Linked DNA regions of Homo sapiens: regions 1, 2, 3, 4, 5 and 7 are each linked to region 6. A link is a contact called in ENCODE Hi-C or POLR2A ChIA-PET data. All regions are on one chromosome and are shown on one strand. Each heading gives the region's core, a stretch centred on a gene start or an enhancer-like site at or near the end of the contact. The rest is flanking DNA. Distances are from core to core; before and after follow the strand shown.

Region 1 (2,700 bases), core at 60-2,559, 1.1 Mb after region 6:
TCAGCTTAAAGAAGGTAACTGGGAGTGGGTGAGTTGTCCTGGGAGGATGTAGAGGCTGCGCAGTAGGCCGAGGTGCCCATGACTGCGGAGGCAGGAGGAGGAAGGGCTGCGGGGGCCTGCAAGGGAGCTGCTAGCTAGATAGGAGGAAGACGAAGAAGGGGATCCAAACTTGCCCTGAAGTTGAGGGAGGTGACAGCTTGGAGGAGAAAGGTGAGGTCCACTCCAGAGTCAGGTGTCACAGAAGGGCTGAGAAGAGGTCACTGGATCTAGCCATCAGGGTTGTCCATGCCCTGGGCAGGAACATTTTCCTGGTGTGAGGGGGACTGGACTCTGGAGAAGCTCAACGGTGAAAAGTCTTTCTCAGTGCACCCAGGGTGAATCATGGCCCCTTCCCAGCCGAGGTCCATTCTGCCTGCTTCTTCATCCTGCCCCTCACACTCCATGGATGGTACTCCGTGCCTAGTCCTGGTTGGTCTATACACTCCAGGAGCAATCGCTAGGAATCACGATAAGTGTATTCTCCATTTGAGCCTTGTTTCAGTCAGTCCTGAGAGGTCTGTATTATTTTCACCCCCATTTTACAAATAAGCAGACTGAGGCTCTGCCCCACGTGCCCAAGACTGGGGATAGGTTTCATCCCTAACTTGTGGGTCGCATTTGAGAACAGGAAACCCACATCATCTGAACCTACAACATCCAGACTCGGTGGTTCTCAAACTTCAGCCTGCCTACAAATCACCTGAGATTCCTATGAATTCTGCTCTTGGGCCCCAAACTGCAGGAATTGATCGAGCAGGTGTGAAGCCGTATTTGGAGATGTGTGTTGTTAACCAGCACCCCAGGTGGTTCCCATGCAGGTGACCGAAGTCCACCCTTGAGGAAGCATTAACCCAACCCTGTGCGGCACAGAGGGTATTTCAGGCACTGGATTGGTCTGGACCCCAAGCAACCGGTTTCTGGCGATCAGTTAGGGCTCTGGCTGCAGCTGGGAGCGGATTGGGGCGGAGGGAGGCAGAGGGCGGTAATAAAGAAACAACAGGAAGCTCTGCTTTTATTAGCCCTGGGTAGTAGCAGCTGCAGGTGAGTAATCTGATTTCTGCGGCGTCCTGTTTTCTCCGCTGCCTGGCGGTTCCTCGACACCCACTCACCTGCCGCCAGCCACGGGAGAGAGGGCAGGGGGGAGGGAGGATGGGCGTGGGGCCCCGCCCGCCCAGGTCCCTCGCCCACGCCCACGCGGGCGCACCCGCCGCGCCGACGCCGCCACCGGCTGCGCACCTGCCGCGCTTGCTGCGGGGAAGCCAGGCTCTGCTGTGGCGGCGGCGGCGGCGGCGGCGGCTGGCGGGGAGGAGACGCGGACTCCCACTCGCGGCCCTATCGCTTGCTCCCCGCCTCCCCGCCAGAGCTGCGCCACCAGGCTCTGGGCGCGCTCCCATGATCGGAAGGCTGAGAGCCGTCTCCCAGCTCCACCCTTGACTTCTGAACCTCAGTTGCTGCTTCTGTCAAATGGGAGCACGTCCACCTACCAGTGCTAGACTGGAGAGATCAGGAAAGGGGTGCTAAAGTTACAAACTGTAAAGGGCTGTAGCGATCACCAAGGCATCGGAAGGAAACTGGCCAAGAAAGGCAAGTCTCTTAGCTTTGCTGGGCCTCGGTTTCCTTATCTGTAACATGGGAATGAGTAACCCTTCCTCATAAGCAGATGATGCTCGTGACGTGGATGGAACGCAGAGCAGGACAAGGGCAGTGGCTGCCGTGGGGTCATTATTACTGTTGCTGTTAGCCCAGGCCAGAATCTGCATTCCCTCTTCTTACTTGGATACCCCGGTTTTCCCTGGTTCTCAGCACACGTTTAGGAAATGGGGGGCTTGGATCACAAAAGGATTTTCAGGGTCAGGGGCTTGCCCAAGACTGGGGATTGGCTCCATCCCTAACTCTCTGAACCAAGCTTTCCATCTGTAAAATGGGGTTGACAACAACTTCCCTGAAACCCACAGACATATAAAGACCAATGAGAAACTCAGAAACACCTGGTAAACTGCGAAGTACTACCCACATGCAAAGACTGTAATTATTTCTTCCAGGTGCCTCTTTGCCCTAAAGAGTCAAGGATGAGTCAAGAACCAAATGAGATGAGCCAGGAGGATCCCTGTGAGAAGGGCCGGATGGCATTCCCCTTTACCCATGGAGCTCACTGCAGTGTGCAGCGATGGCCCAAGGGTGGAGAGGAAGGTCAGGCTGGGTCCTGCCCTTGGGGGCTCATGTCCCAGTTAGCCCACGACGCAAAGGCCCAGGTGTGATGGGAGCACAGAAGAGGGGGGAAGCCGACTCTCTGGGCAAGGGGGATCAGGCTGGTACAGGGGGTACTTCCCAGAGGAGTCAGCCTTGACGGGACTCTCTGAAAAATGGTTGTAGCTCAGGTGGGGAGAGGGGCAAGGCACGTGCTGGACAGAGACGGATTCCAGCAGAAAAGTCCAGAGACAAGAAAGGGGGTAGTGTGCTCAGGAAAAGGGCGTGAAACGTGACTGAAATGCAGGATGGGGAGAGGAAATGGATTCAAGATAAAGTCAAATTGGAGCCGGGCATGGTGGTGCACGCCTGTAATCCCAGCTACTTGGGAGGCTGAGGCAGAAGAATCACTTGAACCCCAGAGGCAGAATTTGCAGTGAGCCAAGATCACACCACTGCACTCCAGCCTGGGTG
Region 2 (2,700 bases), core at 121-2,620, 1.2 Mb before region 6:
AATTGTTTGCTTTGTGTAGTGTGCTGCTGCTTGTATGATCCAGTTTTTATTGTCTTGGGCACCCCTTAGTTGTATTTTATCTCTGGCACATCCCTGGTGACTAACTAGGCATGAGAGTCTTTCTAAATTAGGACTGTTGTTTCAGGAAGGTTGGTCACATTTGTTTCTTGATTTGGGGAGATGCAGCTCATTAATAAAATAAAGATATCTCTTCTGCTTAGTCAAGATCTCAAAGCAGGTGTCTTGGTGTATTGACCACCAACCGAGGACACGGTCTTGGTCAGAGAATGGGAGGAGGCGGGGACCATGTTCATTTCATTTATTTTTTTCCCCTTTTTGTGAGAGAAAGGGCCAGTTATTCTAAGGCACGGTCAGACCAATTTCCTTTGTGCCTTTGCTGAGGTTCTGAGCTATCCAGGTCAGGGAGAACAGTGACCTTGTGGCTCCTTTTTCGATTTTTAAAAAGAACCCAGTGCTGCTCTGGGGAGCACGTGCTCTGAGAACAAAAGCAACACTTAACTGCAATCTGTGTAGTCTAGAACGGCTATTGCTCTTCCTCCCCTATCATCCGCAGAAGGCTTGGAAGAACAGATGGAGTCTGCATTTAAGCTGAGTGGCTTTGTTAGACCAAAGGCGATCAAATTCCAGAGCCCCACGCTTTCCCGCACAGGTCCCTGGTCACCGGCTCGGGAACCTGAGGATGCTGGCAAGAACGCACACAGTGAGGGAAGGGCCACGCCCGCGACCTGTGGGCTGAGTGGATTAGAAATTACGATGATGTCACAATATGGGTGACACGCCGGTGTCGGTGTAGGGTGCCGGGGGCAGGGGGCCCTGCAGGGGCGTGGAGTGGCATTGTGCTGTCACAGGGGCTCGGGCGTCTTAGGCACCCATGTGGGTGGCGCACTAGAAGGGGCACTGCTCTGTCCGAGTGCTGCCCTTGGGGCGAGGCGGGCATGTGGCTCTACAAGGTGGAGTCCAGGCGGCCAAAGTTTGGAAAGGTAGGGAAGGACCCCCCCGCCCTCCGCCTGCTCCGCCCTGCCCTTGTTCTCGAGAATGGGGAGCTGGTTCGGACCTAGTCCGGGGTCCACTGCCACGCCCTCTTCCACGGCGAGACCACCCCCCTAGTCCCAGGCCCACACCTGGGGATGCTCCCCAGGCGCCCTGCAACCCCCGGCATTGTCCTCCTGCCCTCCGGGACAGGACTACACTTCCCGAGGTGCTTCGGGGTCCCGGGGGGCGGCGCTCCACGCGGGTTGTGGGGGGCGGGGGCGGCACGTGCCGCCGCTCTCGGCCAATGCGGAGCCCCGCGCGGAGGTCACGTGCCTCTGTTTGGCGCTTTTGTGCGCGCCCGGGTCTGTTGGTGCTCAGAGTGTGGTCAGGCGGCTCGGACTGAGCAGGTGGGTGCGGGGCTCGGAGGAGGCGGCGGCTGGCTGAGGCCAGCAAGAGGGACGCGGTCGGCGGGAGGGGCTGGGCCGTGGCAGCGACCCCCTGCTGCAGGGCGGCGGGCGGGGCTGCGGGCCTCGGAGGGGTTGGTGGGCGGGGGTCGCTCCGCTTTGTGTGTGGCTCGGGCGGAGCCTCGCCTTTGTCCCCGCTCTCCGGGGGCGCGGCTGTTCGTGGGCAGGGGGCTGGGCGATCACCGGGCGTCCGCTCCGGGGTGCCGTCGAGGAGACAATAGGGGGCGTGGGCCCTCGTTTACCTCCCTCCCTCCCTCCCTTCCCTGCGGGCCCCGCCGGGTTCCCCATTGTCTGAAGGGACGGGGCGGTGCCCCAGGGACCAGCGGCTTTAGGACCAAACTGCGGGCAGCCAGGGCCGCGACCCTCCCTGCGACCGTCCCCTGGCGACCGCAGCTGGTGATTGAGGGGCGGCGCTCCCGGGCCCCACGAGGGTTCTTCTGTCTTCGCGGCCGGACGCGCGGACAGCGTGGGTGGCGGCAGGTTGGGCATGGGGACGGCGGGAGGCGGTGGCGAGCTCACCGCGGGACCACCCGGGGGCCTGTTCCCGGGGCCTGCCCCACCCGCTGAACTGTGAAGGGGGTGGTGGCGGCGGCCTGGAGGTGTTTTTGGCGGGAGTTGGGGGGGGCGTCCGCGCAGGGGGAGTCAGGCAGGGGCGGAGTTACCCGGATTGGACCGTTAGCCCCGCCCACCCCTCCCCTTCCCACGCGCGCGGGCTCCGGGGTGTTGAGTTCGGGGAGATTCGAAAAGGCGCGGGGAGGAAGGGGGCGGGGCCAGGGGCCGGAGCGCAAGGCGTGCTCTGATTGGCCGGGGGCGACCGGTCCTCTTTTCCTCGCCCGGACCAGGGCCACGCCCATCCTGGGTCCGGTGCTGCGTCTAATTCTCTGCTTTTCTTAAATCTTGTCGCTGCCTCTGATTTTAATTCCTAGCTTTTGGGAACCTGTCATCCTACGTTTTTGGTACTAGCTGGCGTCTACAAAAGTCATAATGTTAAAAAGATCAACAAGAGATACAGCATTTTTCATGACATAACGGCAGCAAATATAAGTCAAAATCTAGAGGTTCATAAACATTTTGCTTGCTGTTGGGCAAGGAAGCTTAAACCTGAGGGACAATAGGAGTTCAACATTATTGGTTACTATTAGCTTGGGCGTTTTCTTATCCACCACGTCAGACACAGACAAAGCAGGGGTGGGTATTTCATTTGCACAATGAGTTGTAGGCAGTATTAAGATGGCTCCGGGGG
Region 3 (2,700 bases), core at 181-2,680, 1.4 Mb after region 6:
TTTTTTAAGACGGAGTTTCGCTGTTGTTCCCTAGGGTGGAGTGCAGTGGTGCGATATTGGCTCACTGCAACCTCCGCCTCCCGGGTTCAAGCGATTTTTCTGCCTCAGCCTCCGGAGTAGGTGGGTTTACAGGCACGTGCCACCACACCGGGCTAATTTTTGTATTTTTAGTAGAGGCAGGGTTTCACCATGTTGATCAGGCTGGTCTCGAACTTCTGACCGATACACCCGCCTCGGCCTCCCAAAGTGCTGGGATTACAGGCATGAGCTACCACGCCCCGCCCGTTTTCAATAATTAAATATAGGTTTGTAGGTTCTGAGAAATTTAATCATCCTTGAGTGCATCTGGAAATCTGCAGACCACTGCTTGACTTCCTCCACTTCCTAAGGGTGGGGCATTGGAGTTTGGGGTTGGGAAAAAAGCGCTTGCACCACAGAAGTGAGTTCGGAAGGTTTCTATGAGACGAGACAGGTTTGGACTAAGGACAGGGAACAAATCAGTAGGAATGGCAGGTGAGAAATAGGTTTAGGACTAACACGAATTATAGTGTCCTTTGGGAATTACCCCTTTCCCCTGCATGGCTCTTTTGGCTTCAGAGATGTATATAGCTGCTTTATTTTATGAATATCAAGTAGCTCCAAACCCTGTGGGGAAAAGCTCCCTGCTCTATCACTTGTGTTACACATTGCTTTTGAGTCATTTTAACGATTTCCCTCACAGTCTGCCACCAACGATGTGTGGACGGCAGCCAGGGAGGGAAAGAGGCATTTCTCCGATCGTTCCAAGGAATGATTATCTAGACAAAATCCTCAGCAAAATGACGAGCCAAATCATCCTTAAATCGTGTGCTCACTAGAGGCGAAAAGATGACCGAAAGAGGCCCGAACGCGTGGCTATGGGCGTGTCTGGGGGGAACGCCGGCCGCGGGGGTGCGAGGGAGGACTCGGGGGCTAAGGGCGGCCGGTGGCGGGACGCAAGCGCCATGGCGGAGCTGGGCCAGTGCTGACCATAGGGGGCGGGGCTCCGGAGGCGGCCACGCGGCGCGAGGCCTAGATTTTCGGCCTCGCATCGGCGGCAGACGAAGAGGGAGGAGCTTCGTCCACCCAGGACCCAGCGCCCCCAAGCCTTGCAGCCACCAAGGGCTTCCACCACAGACCCCTTTGTGTGCCTGCCCCCGCCCCGGAGGCGCCCCAGCCAGGGGCGCTGAGCACCCTCATTGGTTCAGCCGGCAGCTTCATCGATTGGCTCTCGAGTCGTCCGGCGTGGTCCGTTTTGCCTGGATACTACTGGTCGTCTGAGCTGCCTGTCAGGCCGCCTCGCCAAGCGATTGCCCCGTAGCTCGGAGTCCCTGGAAGCAGTTCCGGGAAACCCCGCGTGCTGCCGGGATCGCGTCTCAGTCCATCAGGGGGGGGAGGGGGTGGCGCGCGCGCCATTTCTAGTCGTTTTCAAAGCGCCTCGCGCTGATTCTCACGGGCCCGGCTGCCGGCCCCCGCTCTGCCCTGGTGAGTCTCGCGCCGGCCCGTGGGGGGAGGGGCCGGGAGCCCCGATGCGACCCGACTCAGCCCGGGCTCCGTGCCTGGTCCCGTTTCGTTTGCGCTCCGAGGCCCCGGGGTGGGGGTGGGGACGGGCTGGGGGCGGCTTCGGTCTAGTCCGCCCGCGCGGCTGTGGGCCTAGCCCGGCCGAAACGCTTCTCGCCCTCGCTCTTCCTCCCCCCGCCCCTTTAGCCCGCGGTCCGGCCCGCTGGGCGCTCTCCGCGCGGCCTGCTGGGGCCGGCCGTGCTTTTCCCGCCTCCGCTCGCTGCTCCATGCGGCCGGATCCCGCGAAGGGCCTGAGGCGCCCGCGGCCCTGCCGCTTCTCCCCGCCGGAGCCGCTTCGCTCCCGCCGCGGCCGGCCTAGCCCGAGAGGGATGTGCTGATGATCCGGACGGGCCTGAGGGGATGGGGGTGGGGGGCGGAAGGCGGGGTGCAGATCCCAGGGTTATCTGAGCCGGGAGAAAAGTTTTGTGTGAGCAGAAACCGAAAGGCCGATTTGTGTGGGAAGCCTCCCTCCCCTCCCACATTCTGCATGCCGCGGGCTGAGATTTGAAGGAAAAAATGACTACTAGAGGCCGTAGAACTTAGGCTCCAAGCGGCGCCTGAAATGGATAATTCTGAGACTGTCAGAGGCGCACCAAATTGGAAAGGCGATCCTTTTTCTTACACGGTAGTGGCCGTATTGCCAAATTTTTAAAAAAGCCCAGGGCTTCTTGGAAGGTTCAGTCCTTTCACACTACCTGTTTGAGATTTTTGCAGTCCTCAAGTGGCTGAATTGATGTCTCATGAGTCAGTCGTAGGATGAGAGCTCGACACTCCTAAGCCATGAGATAACCGTTAGTCTCATTTCGTTGGTTCTTTTAAAGCCCGTCTCTTAATATGAAGAATTTGCACAGAGAGGTTCAGAAAAAGTCAGGGAGGAGTTAGTGCTGACATCCCGAATCTCCCAGCAGCCCTTTTAAATCTTTAAATGTCTCCTTTTTTTTTGCAAAAATGTTTAGATCAAATGACTCCAGTCACGTTAGTATATTTGCTGCATCCAGAAATATGGTTTGGCTGTGTGGCATTGTGTTGAATGCCACATTTGAATGAGTTTCAAATGGTCTCATATGACATAAAAAGTCTTTTCAAAATGAGCATTTTGTATTTGGCTTGAAGAGAGAGGGC
Region 4 (2,700 bases), core at 201-2,700, 1.2 Mb after region 6:
GGGCTAGCATGATGAACCCAGGGCTCTCAATTCCCAGTCAGTGTCCTTTTCAACCGTTTTGCGACTCTCTTTGGCTCTGAGCCCCCCTTGTCCTGTTAATCAGTGCCACACATTATCGAACTCTTGTTTCCTGTGTTAATCTTGTCTCCCCAAATTGTGAGATTCTTGAAAGCAGGAGCCACTGTTTTATGCGGAGGGACTCCATAAATATTCACCAATGATTCATTAGGAAAGCAACTATTGGGGGAATCCCACTTGGTCATTTCCAAAATGGAAAGCAGCATCTTGGAAGTGCAGGTCCCCAAATGTCTAGGGAGGTGACAAGAAGGCAAGCAAAGAATCAAAGAATACTGAGCACAGTGTCCTGTTGCAATACAGGACTTAGTTTGCCGGCCCTCTGGTTCCTTTCCTGGTCTTTCAGATGGAGCTGGAGCTACTTCAGCAGGGCTAAGAATAATCAAGTCCAGGTGGCCTGCCCTTCCATAGCAGAAAGGGACAGACAATAGAGCAATGAAATTACCACTGTTTTCTACACAGAGGTGTGTGGAAAGTGAAGAGAGGGGAAGTTAAGAAATTTGCTGACCCAATTGGGTGGGGGGGGGCTCTTAAAAAGGTTTATGTAGAAATTGTCCCATCTGTGCCTCCATATTTAAAACCTTGTCCAAAATTCTAATTGAACTCACAAAGCACAACTGTGCATATATTTAGTTCGTTATGGAGTTTATGGGGCAGAGGGTCCAGGCTCCTTTTTTCCCCATGCAAAAAGCATGGGCTCAAGCTTTCTTCTTTTCCCCTGTTGCTCAAATAAATAGTGTTCTTTGCTCAAACCCCCTTTCCCTCCTCCTTCTGCAATCTCAGCGCCTAGCGCAAATCTGTTTTCTTCATTGTAACCTCAGCTTCACCGCAATTAATTTTTTTTCCCTCTGGTCACAAGATAATTCCTGACGCCAGTGAGTCTGGAGGTCAGACGAACAGCAAATTGGGGAACAAGGCGGCACTAATTCCTTACAAGTTTCCCTTGAAAAATCTTTCGCTTAAAAAAAACGGGGGGTGGGGGGAGCTTCTTTGCTGTTCAGGGATTTATGACCTCGGAGGAGCTGTGGCTCGAACCAGTGTTGGGCTAAAGGCGGACTGGCAGGGGGCAGGGAAGCTCAAAGATCTGGGGTGCTGCCAGGAAAAAGCAAATTCTGGAAGTTAATGGTTTTGAGTGATTTTTAAATCCTTGCTGGCGGAGAGGCCCGCCTCTCCCCGGTATCAGCGCTTCCTCATTCTTTGAATCCGCGGCTCCGCGGTCTTCGGCGTCAGACCAGCCGGAGGAAGCCTGTTTGCAATTTAAGCGGGCTGTGAACGCCCAGGGCCGGCGGGGGCAGGGCCGAGGCGGGCCATTTTGAATAAAGAGGCGTGCCTTCCAGGCAGGCTCTATAAGTGACCGCCGCGGCGAGCGTGCGCGCGTTGCAGGTCACTGTAGCGGGACTTCTTTTGGTTTTCTTTCTCTTTGGGGCACCTCTGGACTCACTCCCCAGCATGAAGGCGCTGAGCCCGGTGCGCGGCTGCTACGAGGCGGTGTGCTGCCTGTCGGAACGCAGTCTGGCCATCGCCCGGGGCCGAGGGAAGGGCCCGGCAGCTGAGGAGCCGCTGAGCTTGCTGGACGACATGAACCACTGCTACTCCCGCCTGCGGGAACTGGTACCCGGAGTCCCGAGAGGCACTCAGCTTAGCCAGGTGGAAATCCTACAGCGCGTCATCGACTACATTCTCGACCTGCAGGTAGTCCTGGCCGAGCCAGCCCCTGGACCCCCTGATGGCCCCCACCTTCCCATCCAGGTAAGCCTCGAAGTCGGGACAGGGCTGAACACCCAGGCAAGGATGCTGCGGGACCCTCGGAGCTCCCGATTGCCTCGCGTAACTCTTCCCTCTTTTCCTCTAATCAGACAGCCGAGCTCACTCCGGAACTTGTCATCTCCAACGACAAAAGGAGCTTTTGCCACTGACTCGGCCGTGTCCTGACACCTCCAGGTGAGTATCTCCTCTCTTGGAGAGGGAGGTTTAAACGGCAAGTCCTGGAGTTGGCAGACGTTTTGAAAAATTGCCACTCACTCGGTTTAGGGAAACTGAGGCCAGAGAGGGACAAGTGACTTGCCCATGGTTGCATCAAATGAATGGCAGAGTCAGTTTCCATGTGATGTGCATTTAAGCCTTAAATGCGCCTGGGCCCTGCCCTCCCGCAGTGGCCGAGGGTCTGGCAAAGTAGACATGGGTCCGACTAAATACAAGTCTTTCTGTTCCATGTTGTATAGGGAGCTGTCTTCGGCAGCCCCCTCCCAGCTAGTGTCAATTCCAAGTAGGAGGGGTAGCGCAAGCTCCGCCTGTGGTCTTTGGCGCCAACTGGGTGGGGGCAGCGTGGGGCGCGGAGTTATCAGCTGGAGGTACAGACCAAGTTTCCTCCCTGGCGCCGGCCAGTCTGCGGACGGCCCCCGCCTCGGCACGCTCGGCGGAAACTGACTGCTCCTTGGTCTTCTTTCCTCCCCCGCCCAGAACGCAGGTGCTGGCGCCCGTTCTGCCTGGGACCCCGGGAACCTCTCCTGCCGGAAGCCGGACGGCAGGGATGGGCCCCAACTTCGCCCTGCCCACTTGACTTCACCAAATCCCTTCCTGGAGACTAAACCTGGTGCTCAGGAGCGAAGGACTGTGAACTTGTGG
Region 5 (2,700 bases), core at 50-2,549, 1.4 Mb before region 6:
TAAAATTTTTATGTTTCCTTTTTCCTAGTCATAAGACAGCTGGAGTAAACAATATCTATTTAGTTCTAGGTCATTTTTGCCAACAAAGATCCTGCATATCAAGGGGCTCTCTGACAGAGTTCTTGGGAATTCAACTTACTGAACGGTTTAAAGGCGAGGGCAAAGGCCCTGCACAGAAATGCTCATGTGTTGAATGGAGAAAGTCTAAAGTGGGCTTCCTCAGCGCCCAAAGAATTTCTAGATTATAACCAACTTCATGAACGAATTCTCATTTGTAGATTGTGACCACGGGCTAGAAAAGTAACCTGAGATTGTACAATATTTATTCTGTACAGCTGGGGAAGCAAAAGGCTACTGACCCTAGAGCCTGAGAAGTTGGGATCCACTGCTTTAAGTCTACAGGATAGATTTAATAAAAAGAAATGACTTCTGAGATTGTGTTCAGTCCCACTTCCTCTAACTGGACACCCACCCTTCAAATCGCTACTGAATTTCCTAGTGTCTAATTTCCTGCCACAGAATCCTCTGCGCCGGCTGCACAGCAGACGAGCTTTCCTGCTCTACGGGGATCGCCAATCACATCCACTCAAGGTGGTTCGTGTCTCTGAAGCAGTGCCATGTCCTCTCCAGCCTGGTACAGTCCCCATGGGGAAGAGCACCTTCCTGAATAGGGAGGAGAGAGGTGTTTATGAAACCCGTGGGATCCCGGATCCAATGATGCATCCGATGCGAACCTAAGTGACTTTCGACCGAAAGTGGCGGGCCCTCGCTCCCGCTGCTCTAACCAGGCGCTGGGACGCGAGCCGGCCAGGCCAGACACCTGCCGGCGCCCGGGAAGGGCCAGTCGCGGCCAGAGGTGTTGCCCGACGCGGCGGCTCAGGCCGCGCTCATTGGCCAAGTGTCAGGCCCTCCCCCTCCTCGGCCGTGCTCAGATGAAGCCCGGAGGGGAGCCTCCTGAGCCCCTTCGCTCTGAGGAGCCAGCCCTGCAGTTGCCTCAACTCCTCGGGGCTGGGGGCTGAGGGCCGGGGGGAGGTGGCCCCGGTATGAGAGGAGGCCGCGACTGGGGTCGGTGGCCTGAGGAGCGCAGGGCCTTCCCCAGGATGACTCCGCTGACACGTCTGTGACAAGCCTCCCAGGGAGGGAGGCACATGCAGGGCCATCGGCTCTGCAGCAAGACCTCTCCGCCACGCCGAAAGGCCAGATTTACCTCAGGGTAGACGCTGCCGCTTCTCCCTCTCATGGGCTCTGCAGGCCGCCATTATCGGGCAGCTCGCGCCTCCGCTGCCGCCGCCTCCAGTCAGCAGCCGGCGCGCGCCCCCGTGGTGCGCGCGGACACACCCCCTTACGCCGACGGCCCCGCCCCCCTCCGGCTTTCCGTAGCGCGAGCCGGGACGTTCCGCGCCACCGACGAGGCGCGCGGCCGGCGCTCCGCTCGCCTCCTCCCTCTCTCGAGGATTTGCAGAGCCGGGAGTCGTCGGAGGTGTGCGCGCTCCGGAGCGCACCACTGGTGCTGCTCCCCGCAGGGGTGGCCGGGCTCGGGAACCGCGAGGCCACGCCACGCCGGGGCTCGGCCACCCTCCAGCCGCAGCGGGCGCTCAGGGCCCGCGGCCCCGGGGACCGTCTGCAGCGGCAGGTCCGGGCCTGGGGCTGCGCGCGCCCGGCCGCGGCCTCCCCTCCCTCTACCCGCCCCCTTCCGACCTACCGAGCTGCGGGCTGGGGTGCGGGGCTCGCTGGGGTGGAACGCCCGGTGCATCTTCCGCGCGGGTCTCGGGTGCCTGCGGGGCGCGGTGCTCTTTGGCGGGCCTGCGGGGAGGTGCGGCCCGACCAAGGAGGCCTGGCGTCCGCCCCGCCGGGAGGGAGACTGCAGCTTTTCTCCGAGTCACTGAGCCATGTTTGCGGGCGGTGCAGTTGCGGAGACGGCGGCGGCGGCGGCGGCGCGGGGCTGGGTGCGATCATCTGGGAGGATGCCGTCCCCTGCCCCGCCGGCGCGGTGGTATCTCCCTTAAAGAGGCCGGCGCCTCATTGTTCCCCGGCTGCGGCCGCAGGGAGCCAGGGCCACCTCCTCGGCGTGGGGAGTGAGGGCGCGGAGGCGCCTGCACCTGGCTGCGGTGCCCACGGCGCCCCCCCGCGAGGCTCCTGGTGGAGGGTTGGTCTGCAGTCGGCGCAGGGGAGAGGCCTTGGTCCGAGCCAGGATCCACCGCGCTCCTGCCGCTCTCGGGGCTGGACAGTCAATGGGGTCCCCGCCGCTGCTGCAGTCGCTCGGCTGCCACACGCTGTTAGTCAGATCCCGCACGCTGTTGGCCCCACAGCCAGCCCGGGGTCACTTAGGACCGCATTCCTCAGTCATCCAGTTGTTAGATCAGTAAGCATCCGCCAGAAAAGTCCATTCCTTCTTACTCGATTTATTCTGCACCCATTACTTCTCAGCAGGGTGATGATTCCTCCTCCCAGCGCTCGCTCTGTAAGGCACGATGTACAAAAAATCCCTGTCGCTGTGCTCAAAGATCAACTCATTTTATTTTCTGTCCTTTATGCCCCTTCTCCCGAGAGTCTGGCACTGGGTTAGGTCTTTATATAAATGATCTTGCTTAATCCTAACCAAACCCCACAAGAGTAGGTTTTATTATCCTGTTTTTACAGGTGAGGAAACACCTCTGCCTCTTCTCACTGAAGTGTCTGTTTTGGGATGTGTCTACCTTG
Region 6 (2,700 bases), core at 119-2,618:
CCATCTTGTTCAGGCTGGACTCAAGTAATCCTCCCACCTCGGCCTCCGAAAGTGCTGCGATTACAGGCATGAGCCACCGCGCCCAGCCCTTCTCTATCTCTTAAACACATCCTGAAATGTCCTTTCTTTAAAGTAAAAACTCGGGGAAAAAAAAGAACCCAATAGTTCTAGATGACCATTTACTTTCCGGTATGTTGCCTAGCTCTGAATGAGCCTGGCTTTTTAAGTGGCTGGAAGAAGCTCAAAGTGTTTTTTTTAAGTTTTGAGGGAAGGAGCTGGATCCAGATGTTTATAACTTCGACTCTCTCCTTTGCTAAAATAAAAAGTATTAAAGAGAAAAGCAAAGGAAGAGGGGTAGTATGTGTAAGCAAATAAATTCCACACATGAAAGCTGAAGACACAAGGGAAAACCAACCCTTTAAAGCCCAAGCAAGTTAAGAATTCTCTCCCTCAATTTCTTTCAAAACAAAAGGGCACACACAATCCTTCCCGAAGCAGCAACGCCGGGGGGAGAAGCCAAAATGTTGCATCATACAGAACACTCCGCGCTTGAGAAACGAGAAAGCCAGTAAATGCCCAAGACAGAAAAACACAAGTTGGGAATCTCGGTCTTTTCCGAAGGTCCAAGAGCACCTGCTCTTTGGTAAATTTGTTTAAGATTGCATCGAAAATTAAAGTTTCCGTTTCAGACCAGTGGGGAGCAAATGCTTTTTCAAAAACGCGTTCAAAGAAGTTCGTTTGAAAGCTCATCGGGCGGCGGGCCGCAGTTCGGGCTCCGGGCGGCGGACCGGAGCGCTGGGGAGCGGGTGGGGCCGGGCCCCGGCGCCCGGGCGGGGGGTGGTGACAGGACCCGCGCGCGCCCGGCGCTGGGGCCCCGGGGCAGGCAAGTCCCGCCCGTGGGCTCTTCCCGACCCACCCGGGCGCGGGACGCTGGTCTGGCGTCCGCCGATGCCTACGCGCTGGAGACGGTGGCCGCCGCCCGGGTCCCCAACCCGGACCCCTCGACGGGCCCTCGGAGGCGGGAAGGCGCGGGCGGCCCCCAGACAATGGGCCGGGGGCGCGGGTGCCCGCAGCGGGACGGGTGCTGGCGCCGAGCGGGGGCGCCTCAGGAGAGCCCCGGGACGCCGCTCCCCGCAGCCGGGAGGGAGCCGGGGGATCTGCCGGGCGGGACCGCGAGGCGAGCGCTCACCTTGACGAAGAGCTCGATGAGGGGCTCTTTGTCCTCCTCCTTCAGCCCATTCAGCGGCATCGACAACGCCATGGCCGGCTCGGCTGCGCTCCGCGAACGGCGAGGGCTGCTGCTGCTGCTGCTGCTTCTGCTCCGGGACTGCTCCGGCTGCCGGTTCCCGCCGTGCTGCTCGCTGGACTGTCCGGCGTCGAGCTGGCCACGGCTTCAGCTCCTCAGCACCGCCCCACGCCCCCCGCGCCACTCTGAGCCAGCCGCAGCCCGAGCCGCTTCAAACGGCTGGGAGGGGCGCCGGGGGCGGGGCCTCGGGCTGTAGGCAGGGCCAAGGCGCGGCGCCTCGGGACTCTCCGGGGAAAATAAGGCGGCAGGAGCACGGGGGCGTGGCCTCGAGCGGGGAAGGCGGAGGGACCGCTCCGGAGCCGAAGAAAGGACCTCTGCGGCGCCCCACAGCTGGTAGGGGGCGTGGCCTTGGTGGGCGGTACAAAGCTCAGGCTCTGGCGGGCGGGACCCGGGTACGCCTCTCTAGGGGACTGGTGCGGGGGGGAAAGGAGGGGAGGAATTCCCCAGGGGCCCGAGCCTGACACTGCCTCCCGCCGCAGCGCCTGCGCGTCCTCCGCAGCTGCTGCTGTTGCTGTGCCAGGTGACCTCATGCCTCGGCCGCCCTGGGGAAGCTAGGAGGCGCCTCCTACCCACTCCCCCGCTGCAGCACCCCAGGACTCATCGCCCTTTCCCGCAGCGGCTACCTCCCCAAGTCCCTCTATTACGCGGAGTTGCCTTTTCCAAGACAACTTACTGGAAAGTTTTCATCGCCTGGGGAACACCTTTTTCTTCTGCCTCTGACTTCGTTTTTCCCTTTGACGCTCCTGATCGTTTCGATCTTGGCAGCCAGCATATTCACAAATATATATATATATATATATATTTTTTTTTTTTTTTTTTTTGAGACGGAGTCTGGCTCTATCGCCTAGGCTGGAGTGCAGTGGCGCGATCTCGGCTCACTGCAAACTCTGCCCCGGGTTCACGCCATTCTCCTGCCTCAGCCTCCCAAGTAGCTGGGACTACAGGCACCCGCCACCGCGCCCGGCTAATTTTTGTATTTTTAGTAGAGACGGGGTTTCACCGTGTTAGTCAGGATGGTCTCGATCTCCTGACCTCGTGATCCGCCCGCCTCGGCCTCCCAAAGTGCTGGGATTACAGGCGTGAGCCACCGCGCCGGGCGCATATTCACAAATATTTATGAAACCTTACTGTGTTTCAGGCTCTGAGCTAGCCCTTGGAGAGTAACAACTCCCAAAGCTCAAGATCTTGAACTGCAATCTCAGTGCCTGCAGGCCACTAAGGACTTCCAAGTCGTTGTCCATCTTGTTCCCCACTGCCCACACCCATTTCTTCCCCCCGGCTCACCTGTCAAATTTGAGTGTGCATCAGAATCACCTAGGTGCTACACGCAGCCCCGCTTTTTGTGTTTCCCAGATCCTCTGGGAAAAAGAGAAATCCACATCTTAGCAAGCACC
Region 7 (2,700 bases), core at 81-2,580, 1.2 Mb after region 6:
CTACTTACTATTGTCCTGACCCAAGGGGAGCTCACCATCCAGAGAGGGGCAAATATGGCAATACATACTTGCAACAAAATGTGATCAATGTTATTATAGATATAGTCTCAGGCACAGTAGACAGTTTCCTGAGGTTGCCCCACTTACACCTCACAACAGTCCTTAATATAAAGTACACATTGTTATCCCCATTTCACTGATGAGCAAACTGAGGCTCAGAGAGGCAAATTCCCCTATCCGGGGTCATATAAACCCTGTCTATCTCTCTGTCTGTCTGTCTGTCTGCAGAGCTCATAGTCTGTTCTCATGAACAAATCCTGCTCCTCTAAAGTCCTGAACAAACATTGCTTCATTCAGTCAACGTGCATTTCTTGCATCCCTATTATGTGCCAAGCCCTGTCTTAGATATTCTTGGAGGTAGAGATGAATAGAACATGGCCTCTGCCCCCACCTCCAGCCAGCAAAGAGGTAGATTGGGGGACCTTGGGTCTCTACCCTGTGTCCTCTATGTGACACTGATGGAGGACCCTTGGGCACTGGCCCAGCCTTCCCCCTTCAAAATGCCCATGGGAAAGGCCGAGGGAGGGAGGCTGAGACAGCTTCAGGCCCCCGGGGCTGCCTTGTCCTCTCAGCCTGGCTCTGACTCACCACCCACACCTGGCAGTGGCCTCAGGCAGCTACGCTGGAAATAGATGGGGAGGGAGGGGACGTGACACCTGCACTCTTGGCTGCCATTCCCACCCTCCCTGCCAGGAAGCAGGGAAACATCAGCTAACAGAGCCCACCTGAAACTGCTGGGCTTGGGAATGCTCCTGGGAGTTGAAGCCCCCAGCCGACTGGAAAGGCTATCCCAAGAGCCATGAGGATTACAATAAAAATCACGATGATGTCTCGCTTTTCACAGTGCTTGGTGGTTCTTGAGCACTTGTTCTATGCCAGGCCCTGGTCCAAGTAAGTGCTTTGCATGTCTTAATTATCTTGCTGAAGTCTCACGGCTCCTCAGGAAGTTATACTGTGATTAAGCCCATTTTACAGATGAGAAACTTGAGATTCAGAGAAGCCAAATAACTTGCCTAAGGCCATGTATTAGGCAACGTGCGCCCATCCCAAGCTTCTCACCCAATCCCAGCTCACATGGCTCATTCCAGTTCACAGGTGTTAGCTGTGTTCCCATCTGCCCTGCCCAATCACCTTCCCTCTTTGACAAGGCAAGCTCACCCTTCTTACAACTCTGGGAAGCAGAAATCAAACTATTACCCTTCTCTTTCCTCCCTACCTATCTCAACCCCACCCAGCCTTCAGCCCAAGTCTGATCATGTTGCCTCCCTGTCTAAAACCTCTCCACTGCCCTTAAGGTAGTGTATTCAGCTGGGCATGGTGGCTCATGCCTGTAATTTCAGCACTCTGGGAGACTGAGGTGGGAGCATCACTTGAGGCCAGGAGTTGGATACCAGCCTAGATAACATAGTGAGGCCCCCATCTCTATAAAAATAATAAAATGATTAAAAAGATAAAATATATTCAGAGCCCTTCAAGAACTGGGCCCTGTCACTTTTCCAGCCTCATCACTCACCAGTCTCTGCCTGGGCAAGTCAGGACACCTCCCAGTCCTTGTTTTTCTGGTGGGGACGATGACACTTCCTCACAGTGAGGAGGATGGAGGGGGCAGATGTATGTGAAGTTCTTAGCAGGGCACTCACCATCTGTTTGGTGTTCAGTAAACCTTCATGTCCTGCTACTAGCTCTGAGCCAGAGGCTGGGGCAGAGTTAGTGATGTGTGAAACAGTCTATTCTCAGCCAGGCTGGGATCAAGGGCTTCATGGTGGGCCGGCCAAGAGCTATCAGTGTTACTGGAATTCATTATTTCAAGAAATGCTGAAAAGCTTCAGAGCAGCAGTAACAAACTAGAAAAAAAAAAAAGGCAAAGGAAACAAACTTTCACAACAGGCTTTTAAAAAAAATCTTTACCACAATGTAGAAGGTAGATATACCCACTCTACAGAAAGGAAAACTGAGGTCAAAAGGGTGACAATAGACGAAAGGTGTCAGGGACAAGGCCGGATCTGGAACCAGCTGTCAGGCTCCAAAGCCCATGTTCCTTCCTCTCCTGCACCCAGCCTCCCCAAGCCTGGAGGGTGGAAAGTGTTTGCTTAGGAGAGGAGGTACTAGTATATTGGGGAACGGGGGAAGAGGAGGATGAAGAGCTTGAATGGGGGCCCAGAGACAGGAACACAAGGCAGATGTGGGTGCAAGGGAGTGGAGATCAATAGCTGGGGTGAGGTCATCTATGACAAACAGAGATGCCTGGATTTGATCCTCTGAGACCTTTGAGCCCAAATCCTTCCTCCCCCTCCACTCCCCTTTCCAGATGGGGAAACCGAGGACCTGTGCCTTGCCCAGGCCTCCATAATGCCGAGGACAGTGAATGGCTGGAGGAGGCCTGAGGGACGAAAGGAGGAGGTCCCGGGTGGGCAGCAGCTGCCACCTCTCTCTGCCCGCCCTATGCCTCTCAGAACAGTGCCCCCACCCCCAGGCTTGGCCTGGTCGCCTGACTTACAGGTGGGAGTGACTCAGGCTGGGGGCCTGCCCTGGTAGCGCTGGCCCCTGGGCCACAACCGAGCTCTGGGCCTCTCAGCTGTGATGTCAGCGGGCTCTTCCTTCCTCCCGCATCTGCTTGAAAAGGTCACCTATTTTAAACTC

What was found. Hi-C counts contacts between places; a loop is a spot of excess contacts on that map. ChIA-PET counts read pairs that join two places held with the same protein, here RNA polymerase II (POLR2A). Pooled maps may share reads with other maps.
Region 1: a pooled map shows a loop between it and region 6 (3-fold over the local background). The contact joins the enhancer-like site here to the promoter of CLIC4 in region 6. A Hi-C loop is called at or near these places in 2 of 50 pooled maps. POLR2A ChIA-PET finds 5 or more read pairs at or near these places in 2 of 52 experiments (Panc1 and activated B cell).
Region 2: a pooled map shows a loop between it and region 6 (14-fold over the local background). The contact joins the promoter of STMN1 here to the promoter of CLIC4 in region 6. A Hi-C loop is called at or near these places in 6 of 50 pooled maps. POLR2A ChIA-PET finds 5 or more read pairs at or near these places in 2 of 52 experiments (BJ and activated T-cell).
Region 3: a loop to region 6 is called in a pooled map, with 7 times the contacts of the local background. The contact joins the promoter of HNRNPR here to the promoter of CLIC4 in region 6. A Hi-C loop is called at or near these places in 1 of 168 maps with a recorded cell type or tissue (ovary), 2 of 37 single-sample maps with no recorded cell type and 3 of 50 pooled maps.
Region 4: a pooled map shows a loop between it and region 6 (9-fold over the local background). The contact joins the promoter of ID3 here to the promoter of CLIC4 in region 6. A Hi-C loop is called at or near these places in 9 of 50 pooled maps. POLR2A ChIA-PET finds 5 or more read pairs at or near these places in 3 of 52 experiments (H1, OCI-LY7 and WTC11).
Region 5: a loop to region 6 is called in a map of CD8-positive, alpha-beta T cell, with 16 times the contacts of the local background. The contact joins the promoter of PDIK1L here to the promoter of CLIC4 in region 6. A Hi-C loop is called at or near these places in 1 of 168 maps with a recorded cell type or tissue (CD8-positive, alpha-beta T cell), 3 of 37 single-sample maps with no recorded cell type and 11 of 50 pooled maps.
Region 7: a pooled map shows a loop between it and region 6 (6-fold over the local background). The contact joins the enhancer-like site here to the promoter of CLIC4 in region 6. A Hi-C loop is called at or near these places in 4 of 50 pooled maps. POLR2A ChIA-PET finds 5 or more read pairs at or near these places in 2 of 52 experiments (K562 and activated B cell).

Annotation. Positions count from the first base shown.
Region 1 is chr1:23,618,205-23,620,904 of GRCh38, reverse strand. No RefSeq gene overlaps it. Among named protein-coding and RNA genes, the nearest start is that of MDS2, 7.8 kb to the left of the region's middle. RefSeq lists a silencer at 1,117-1,386 and enhancers at 892-1,392, 1,393-1,893. Within about 2 kb of position 1,309, at least 9 of the 41 ENCODE cell types and tissues checked have a DNase peak (open chromatin) inside an H3K27ac peak, as active enhancers do.
Region 2 is chr1:25,905,089-25,907,788 of GRCh38, reverse strand. STMN1 (stathmin 1) reads left to right here and starts at 1,370. Exons shown (of 5, transcript NM_005563.4): 1 at 1,370-1,400. MIR3917 (microRNA 3917) reads left to right here and starts at 1,335; the gene lies at 1,335-1,427. It overlaps LOC105376885 (a long non-coding RNA gene), which reads right to left and starts at 1,239. Exons shown (of 2, transcript XR_947102.1): 1 at 1,143-1,239; 2 at 1-753. RefSeq lists silencers at 1,128-1,437, 1,458-1,547, 1,938-2,357, 2,137-2,431.
Region 3 is chr1:23,343,014-23,345,713 of GRCh38, reverse strand. It overlaps HNRNPR (heterogeneous nuclear ribonucleoprotein R), which reads left to right and starts at 1,430. Exons shown (of 11, transcript NM_005826.5): 1 at 1,430-1,503. RefSeq lists silencers at 888-1,007, 1,518-1,877, 1,888-1,957 and an enhancer at 913-1,497.
Region 4 is chr1:23,558,251-23,560,950 of GRCh38, reverse strand. ID3 (inhibitor of DNA binding 3) reads left to right here and starts at 1,450. Exons shown (of 3, transcript NM_002167.5): 1 at 1,450-1,824; 2 at 1,932-2,016; 3 at 2,536-2,700. The coding sequence starts at 1,525. The coding sequence ends at 1,991. The region is part of intron 2 of LOC124903876 (a long non-coding RNA gene); the gene reads right to left. RefSeq lists silencers at 1,137-1,383, 1,251-1,510 and an enhancer at 2,451-2,580.
Region 5 is chr1:26,110,423-26,113,122 of GRCh38, reverse strand. It overlaps PDIK1L (PDLIM1 interacting kinase 1 like), which reads right to left and starts at 1,299. Exons shown (of 3, transcript NM_152835.5): 1 at 1,208-1,299. RefSeq lists enhancers at 536-645, 1,026-1,255 and silencers at 1,306-1,945, 2,006-2,285.
Region 6 is chr1:24,744,115-24,746,814 of GRCh38, reverse strand. CLIC4 (chloride intracellular channel 4) reads right to left here and starts at 1,368. Exons shown (of 6, transcript NM_013943.3): 1 at 1,190-1,368. The coding sequence starts at 1,261. RefSeq lists silencers at 797-956, 1,057-1,766 and enhancers at 848-1,453, 1,454-2,059.
Region 7 is chr1:23,591,686-23,594,385 of GRCh38, reverse strand. No RefSeq gene overlaps it. Among named protein-coding and RNA genes, the nearest start is that of ID3, 34 kb to the right of the region's middle. RefSeq lists enhancers at 144-914, 915-1,686, 1,410-1,689, 943-2,142. Within about 2 kb of position 1,330, at least 12 of the 41 ENCODE cell types and tissues checked have a DNase peak (open chromatin) inside an H3K27ac peak, as active enhancers do.